Regions from separate parts of the Homo sapiens genome. Here region 2 is linked to region 1. Evidence: read pairs that join two places in POLR2A ChIA-PET (ENCODE). Cell type or tissue: endothelial cell of umbilical vein. All regions are shown on one strand.

The links. ChIA-PET counts read pairs that join two places held together with the same protein. Peaks named below come from ENCODE experiments on the same cell type or tissue, not always from the same donor. Only the 100,000 strongest peaks of a DNase experiment are listed, where the experiment ranks them.
Region 2: POLR2A ChIA-PET joins it to region 1 with 6 read pairs; 3 of 35 experiments call an interaction of 5 or more read pairs at or near these places.

What each region holds. Positions count from the first base shown.
Region 1 is chr16:16,039,912-16,043,911 of GRCh38, reverse strand. The region is part of intron 7 of ABCC1 (ATP binding cassette subfamily C member 1 (ABCC1 blood group)); the gene reads right to left. Among named protein-coding and RNA genes, the nearest start is that of ABCC1, 92 kb to the right of the region's middle. RefSeq lists a silencer at 2,266-2,560. In endothelial cell of umbilical vein, no CTCF peak of the experiment used is centred here; a DNase peak (open chromatin) is centred at 1,661.
Region 2 is chr16:15,741,252-15,745,251 of GRCh38, reverse strand. MYH11 (myosin heavy chain 11) reads left to right here. Exons shown (of 41, transcript NM_002474.3): 20 at 15-123; 21 at 3,361-3,492; 22 at 3,583-3,789. Among named protein-coding and RNA genes, the nearest start is that of NDE1, 93 kb to the right of the region's middle. In endothelial cell of umbilical vein, no CTCF peak of the experiment used is centred here; no DNase peak of the experiment used is centred here.

The DNA of each region.
Region 1 (4,000 bases):
TAACAATCATGGCCAGGAGTGGTGGTTCACACCTGTAATCCCAGCACTTTGGGAGGCCAAGGTGGCTGGATCACTTGGGGTCAGGAGTTTGAGACCAGCCTGACCAACATAGTGAAACCCCATCTCTACTAAAAATACAAAAATTAGCCGGGCATGATGGCAGGTGCCTGTAATCCCAGCTACTTGGGAGGCTGAGGCAGGAGAATTACTTGAACCTGGGAGGTGGAGGTTGCTGTGAGTGGAGATCAGGCCATTGCACTCCAGCCTGGGTGACAGAGCAAAACTCCATCTCAAAAAGAAAGAACAACAATAGGCTGGGCGCAGTGGCTCACGCCTGTAATCCCAGCACTATGGGAGGCCGAGGTGGGCAGATCACCTGAGGTCGGCAGGTTCAAGACCAGCCTGACCAAACATGGAGAAACCTCATCTCTACTAAAAATACAAAATCAGCCCGGCATGGTGGCACATACCTATAATCCCAGCTACTTGGGAGGCTGAGGCAGGAGAATCGCTTAAACCCAGGAGGCGGAGGTTGTGGTGAGCTGAGACCACACCATTGCACTCCAGCCTGGGCAAAAAGACTCAGTCTCAAAAAGAAAAAAACAAAACAAAAAAAAGAACAACAATCATCAAGACAGGTAAAGGGATAGGCATATATACATCAGTGGAAAAAAAAAAAAAAAAAAAAACAGTCCAGCCAGCCAGAGCAACACAGCAAGACCCTATTTCTAAAAAAAAATTTTTTTTTTGACTGGGTGCAGTGGTTCATGCCTGTAATGCCAGCACTTCGGGAGGTCGAGGCGGGTGGATCACTTGAGGTCAGGAGTTTGAGAACACCCTGACCAACATGGCAAAACCTTGTCTCTACTAAAAATATAAAAAATTAGCCAGGCATGGTGGCGGTTGCCTGTAATCCCAGCTACTTGGGAGGGTGAGAAAGGAGAATCGCTTGAACTCAGGAGGAGGAGGGGGTTGCAATGAGCCGAGGTTGTGCCACTGCACTCCAGCCTCAGCGCCACAGCAAGACTCTGTCTTAAAAAGCAAATAAATAAAATTGACTGTGATGATGACTGCACAACTCTGTGAACACACTAAAAATCAGTGAATTGTATGTTCTGCATACATGAATTGTGCGGTGTATGAATATCTCAATAAAGCTGTCACCAAAAAAGTAGTCTTTATCTTATAGGGATTTTTTTTTTTTTTTTTGAGATGGAGTCTTGCTCTATCACACAGGCTGGAGTGCAATGGTGCGATCCTGACTCCCTGCAACCTCCGCCTCCTGCGTTCAAGCGATTCTCCTGCCTCAGCCTCCCGAGTAGCTGGGATTACAGGTGTGCGCTACCACACCCAGCTAATTTTTATGTTTTTAGTAGAGACAGGGTTTCACCATGTTAGCCAAGCTGGTCTTGAACTCCTGACCTCAAGTGATCTGCCTGCCTTGGGCCCCCAAAGTGCTGAGATTATGGGCATGAGCCACTGTGCCCGGCCAATAGTTCGTTCTTGTACATCACTTAGTATTCAGTTGTGCAGATGTACATAACTGGTGCATCTGTCTGTTCACTTGCTAATAGATGTCTGGCTTACCTCCAGTTTGGGTTATCACAAAGTAGCTAAGAACATTCCTGTACCAGCCTTTTATGAACATATGTTCTCAGCTCTGTTGGCTGGATGCCTGGGAAGGGGGTGACTGGTGGTATGTTCACTGTGTCTAACTTAAAAAAAAAAAAAAAAAAAACTGCCAAACTCTTCCAGAGTCACAGAAGCATTTCACATTCATGCCAGCAGAAACCACAGTCCAAAATGGCCCTAAGCTCTGAGTGGCCATACACAAAAGAGAACATAAAACCACTACACACAAACCAATGAAGCACTGGGTTTTTAAATCCAAACAATTCAAGCAATTCTCATGCTTCAGCCCCCCTGTAGCTGGATTACAGGTGAGCGCCACCACACCCGGCTAATTTTTGTATTTTTAGCAGAGACAGGGATTCACCATGTTGGCCAGGCTGGTCTCGAACTCATGAACTCAGGTGAGCCTCCCGCCTCAGCCTCCCAACGTACTGCAATTACAGGCATGAGCCACCATGCCCAGCCACACCTGACTTTTGAGAAGGAGTCACTCATGGGTGAAGAGAGGTGGTAAAAGGATCCAGGAAGCCATGCAGAGCCCCCAGCCCTGGCGTCCATCACCTGATCCCCGAGCCTAGGATACCCAGCAGCCCAGAGCTGCACGAGCTGCATTCCTTTCTCTGGTTAACAAAAGGGATCTGAGTGTAAGGGGCCACACCAGGAAATTCCAGCCTAGGACAGGGTTTTCCTTCTCACTCTCTCCAGGTTCACAGGGGTTACAGGTGCCAGATCTGGCTTATGCCTCTGGGAATAAAGCAAGCGATCCGTCTACCAATGTCCCAAGTAAATGATCCCCTGGCTCCACGCTGAGGATCTCTAAACACCAAGGTACTCACAGAGCCAGACCCTTCTCAGGTGGCCCGCTTTCAAGCCCCAAGACCCAGTTCTCACCACATCCTCCCTGGCAAGATCAAAGTGTACAGATGAATAAATAAAACTTGTACAATTAAAACCTGCCCAGCATGTACTCAGGGCTAGGGCACAGCTTATCATATCATATATCTCACTGAATTCTCAGAAAATGCTCTGGGTGAAAAATGGAGGCTCCAGTCAGGCACAGTGGCTCACGCCTGTAATACCAGCACTTTGGGAGACCAAGGTAGGTGGACTGCTTGAGCTCAGGAGCTTGAGAACAGCCTGGGCAACATGGCGAGATATCATCTCTACAAAAAAAAAAAAAAAAAATTAGCCAGGTGTGGTGGCACGTGCCTGTAGTCCCAGCTACTAGGGAAGCTGAGGTGGGAGGATCACTCCAGCCTAGGAGATGGAGGTTGCAGTGAGCCGAGATCGTGCCACTGCACTCCAGCCTGGACAAAAGAGTGACACCCTGTCTCAAAAAATAAATAAATAAATACAATGGCGGCTCCCGGTGAGGCATGAAGGGACTTCATGGACAGCCCTTGAGGTTCCCACCCTGGTCTCCCTGCCTTCACTCTTGTCCCTAAATATCCACCTTCCCCAGGACAGCCTGGGTTGTTATGAACCAGAACTCAGCTGGGTGTGGTGGCTCACACCTGTAATCCCAGCTATTTGGGAGGCTGAGGCAGGAGGACTGCTTGAAGCCAAGACTTGGAGACCAGCCTGGGCAACACAGTGAGACCTGTCTCTATACATATGTAACTAACCTGCACATTGTGCACATGTACCCTAAAACTTAAAGTATAATAATAATAAAATAAAATAAATTTAAAAAGGCCAGGCGCAGTGGCTCACACCTGTAATCCCAGCACTTTGGGAGGCCGAGGCAGGCAGATCACCTGATGTCAGGAGTTTGACACTAGACTGACCAACATGGAGAAACCCCATCTCTACTAAAAATACACAATTAGCCGGGCATGGTGGTACATTCCTGTAATCCCAGCTACTCCGGAGGCTGAGGCAGGAAAATCGCTTGAACCCGGGGGGTGGAGGTTGCAGTGAGCCAAGACAGCACCACTGCACTCCAGCCTAAGCAACAAGAGCAAAATTCCATCTCAAAAAAACAAATATAAAATATAAAATTAATTAATTAATTCATCAGCCAGGCATGGTGGTGTGCACCTGTAATCCCAGCTACTCTGGGAGGATGAGGTGGGAGGACTGCTTGAGCCCGGAATTTCCAGGCTGCAATGAGCTGTTATCATGCCACTGCCATCCAGCCTGAGCAACAGAGCAAGACCCTGTCTCTAAAATACATACATACATACATACATACATACATACATACATACATACAAACAAACAAACAAACAACAGAACTCACGTCACACCACTGCCCTGCAGAAAACCTGCGCCTGTGTTCTCACTGCACCTGGAATCCCACCTTAACTCTCAGAGGAGACCCCTGCAAATCCTTCTCCTGCTTCATCTCCTCCCTTTCTCCCCCTCA
Region 2 (4,000 bases), 300 kb after region 1:
TCCCCCCTCCCTAGGGCTTTTGCCAAGAGGCAGCAGCAGCTGACCGCCATGAAGGTGATTCAGAGGAACTGCGCCGCCTACCTCAAGCTGCGGAACTGGCAGTGGTGGAGGCTTTTCACCAAAGTGAGTGCTCTGCCCCAGCCCCCTTCCCAGGGGCCCCCAGCCCTGCTTCTTCACTCTGGAGCCTTCACATTTGGGACAGGAGGTGGTCGCAAGTGGGTGTGGAATGGAGGGCTCGAACTCAGACCTTGAGCATTGGCGGTTCTCTGGCCCGAGGAGGCCCTGTCCTTTGGCACATAGGCTATAGCCAGGACCTTAACACAAAGTATTAATATTTCCATCCGCACTGGAATCCCTCGTGTGGCCCATTTATAGCCACACCCACTTCCTCCGTAGCCATGGAAACCACTCTGTTCTCCAGTTCTGTAATTTTGATGGTTCAAGAATGCTGCCGGGGGCGGCGGCTCACGCCTGTAATCCCAGCACTTTGGGAGGCCGAGGCAGGCGGATCACTTGCGGTCAGGAGTTCAAAACCAGCCTGGCCAACATGGCAAAACCCTGTCTCTACTTAAAATACAAAAATTAGCTGGGTATGGTGGCAGGCACCTGTAATCCCAGATACTCAGGAGGCTAAGGCAGGAGAATCTCTTGAACTCAGGAGACAGAGGTTGCAGTGAGCCAAGATCATGCCTGCACTCCAGCCTGGGTGAAAGATTGAGACTCTGTCTCTTCTTTCTTTTTTTTTTTATTTAAAAAAAAGGCCAGGCACGGTGGCTCACGGCTGTAATCCCAGCACTTTGGGAGGCCGAGGCGGGTGGATCACAAAGTCAAGAAATCAAGACCATCCTGGCCAAGATGGTGAAACCCTGTCTCTACTAAATGTACAAAAATTAGCTGGGCGTGGTGGCAAACGCCTGTAGTCACAGCTACTCAGGAGGCTGAGGCAAGAGAATCACTTGAACCTGGGAGGCAGAGGTTGCAGAGAGCTGAGATCGCGCCACTGTACTGCACTCCAGCCTGGTGACAGAGCGAGACTCCGTCTCAAAAAAAAATAAAACAAATATTCTATACATGGAATTAGAGAGCATCCAGACTGTTGCATGTATCAATACTGCAGGTTTTTTTTTTTTTACTTTTTGCATTTTTTGAAATGGAGTCTCACTCTGTTACCCAGGCTGGTCTTGAACTCCTGACCTCAAGCAACCCTCCTGCTTCAGGCTCCCAAAGTGCTGGGATTACAGGCATGAGCCACCTCATCTGGCCATAGCATATTATTTTTTATTTCTGGCAGAGTCAGGGCCTCCAGAGGACTCAACTGGTTCCTGTAGTGGCACTGGTTGCATTGTCCCCATGGCACAAAGACATGCTCTGTTGCAATAGACTAGGCTTCTCCTTATATGCCCTTGAGTGTATCCACTGGTGCAAGGCTTTTTCACCAAGCAAACAGACATTGAGTGCCTGCTGTATCCCAGGCACATGCTAGGTGCTGGGGGTGCAGCTGTGAACACACACCATGGTCCCTGACCTCCATGAATATTCTAGCCGAATTGGTGGGGAGTAAACAATAAACAGATAATCACAGAGACAGATACATAATGGCAAACTGTGATAAGTGCATGAAGCAAGCTGCTGGAGTACATAGCAGGGGCTTCCTTGTGCCAGGCAGGGGCTTGAAAACAAAGAGTTAGGAGGCAGCCCAGGGAAGGACAGCAGATGCTGCTTTTTGGAAATGTTCGTCCCCACTGAACCAACTTCTGAAAAACTATCCTAAGAAAATCGTCTTAGCCAGGTGTGGTGGCTCATGCCTGTAATCCCAGCACTTTGGGTGGCCAAGGCAGGAGGATCACCTGGGTTCACGAGTTCGAAACCAGCCTGGCCAACATGGCGAAACCCTATCTCTACTGAAAATACAAAAATTAGCCAGGTGTGGTGGTGGGCACCTGTAATCCCAGCTACTCAGGAGATTGAGGCAGGAGAATCACTTGAACCGAGGAGGCAGAGGTTTCAGTGAGCTGAGATCGTGCCACTGCACTCCAGCCTGGGTGACAGGGCGAGACTCCACCTGAAAAAGAGAAAAGAAAATCAAGAGTTAAGGGCATTCATTATGGCCTTATTTACAATAGCAGAATTTCAGTGTCCAGTCCTAGCTGAATGATGAGTTCAATAATGGTTCATCTATCAATGGAATGTTTTCAGCTATTAAAATGATGGCTTTGGCTACTGAATAGGTCTGCTAAAAAAAAAAAAAAAAAAGACTTCTACCTAGCTGTCTAGTTGGACACTGTGGCATGTGCCTGTAGTCCCAGCTACTCTGGAGCTGGGGTGGGAGGATCGCTTGAGGCCAGGAGTTCAAGGCTGCAGTGAGCTATGATTGTGTCACTGCACTCCAGCCTGGGTGACAAAACAAGACCATCGCTAAATAAATAAATTAACTTAAAAGATGGCTATGTAAAGTTGTAAGAATGATGTAACAGCATGGGGTAATACATATCTTATAATTTTTAAAAAAATTTTATTTGTGGAGACAGGGTCTCACTGTGTCACCCAGGCTGGAGTGCAGTGGCACAATCGTGGCTCACTGCAGCCTCAGCCTGCAGGGTTCAAGCGATCTTCCTGCCTCAGACCCCTCACTAGCTGGGACTACAGGCACACACCACCATGCCTGGTTACTTGTTTTTGTAGAGATGGGGTCTCATGATGTTGCCCAGGCTGGTCCCAAACTCCTGGGCTCAAGCGCTTGCCTCGGCCTCCCAAAATGCTGGGATTACAGGCATGCATCACTGTTCCTGTCTGTATCATATAATTTTAAATAATAAAAGCAGCCTCTACAACTAGGCAGCATGGTCTTAAGTCTATTTTTTAAACATAGAAAAAGAGCCAGGAAGGAAATGTAAACAATGTTAATAATGACTTTGATAGGGAGGTGGGTGGGATATGAAAGATTTTTTTTCTCCCTTTTGTCCTTGGAAGGAAATATCACTTTTCAGCAGTAGTTCTCTGTTGGGATGGTTCTAAAGTGGGGAAGATGAGACTTTTTCCTTTCACTTTGTACCTTTTCTGGTGCTCTGATTTAGAGCTCCTCAGTCTTGCCACTGTTGATATTTTGGGGTGACTAATTCTGTTGTGGGGGCTGTCCTGTGCACTGTAGGGTGTTTAGCAGTATCCCTGGCCTCTACCCACTGGATGCCAGAGGCACCCCCCACCCCAGCTGTGACAATCAGCAGTGTCTCCAGACAATATCCCCTAGTGGGGATCGGTGGGGGCAACATTGTCCCTGGCTCGGAACCACTGATCGAATTTATTATGACAACATATCCCTTTGCCACAAAAACAAATGATGGGCTAACCGTGTGTGTGCAGGTGAAGCCACTGCTGCAGGTGACACGGCAGGAGGAGGAGATGCAGGCCAAGGAGGATGAACTGCAGAAGACCAAGGAGCGGCAGCAGAAGGCAGAGAATGAGCTTAAGGAGCTGGAACAGAAGCACTCGCAGGTACCTGTATGGATGCATGGCTGGGGTTGCTGGGGAACAGGACTTGGCCCCGTGGGGCTCACCCGCCTCCTCCCCACCACCTGCGTGCAGCTGACCGAGGAGAAGAACCTGCTACAGGAACAGCTGCAGGCAGAGACAGAGCTGTATGCAGAGGCTGAGGAGATGCGGGTGCGGCTGGCGGCCAAGAAGCAGGAGCTGGAGGAGATACTGCATGAGATGGAGGCCCGCCTGGAGGAGGAGGAAGACAGGGGCCAGCAGCTACAGGCTGAAAGGAAGAAGATGGCCCAGCAGATGCTGGTAAGGTGTCACAGGGGCAGCCCGTGGTGGGTAGCAAATCACTTGACCCTCACCACAGGCCTGTGGAGGTGCATCCAGGGATATGTGTCCCTGCTGGGACAGATGATGAGACGGGGGCTTGGAGAGGGTTGGTCATCTGATCAAGGCCACACAGCTGGGATTGGGACTGGAACACAGTGAGCCCACTCTGTTCTATTGCCCTGCCTTGCAT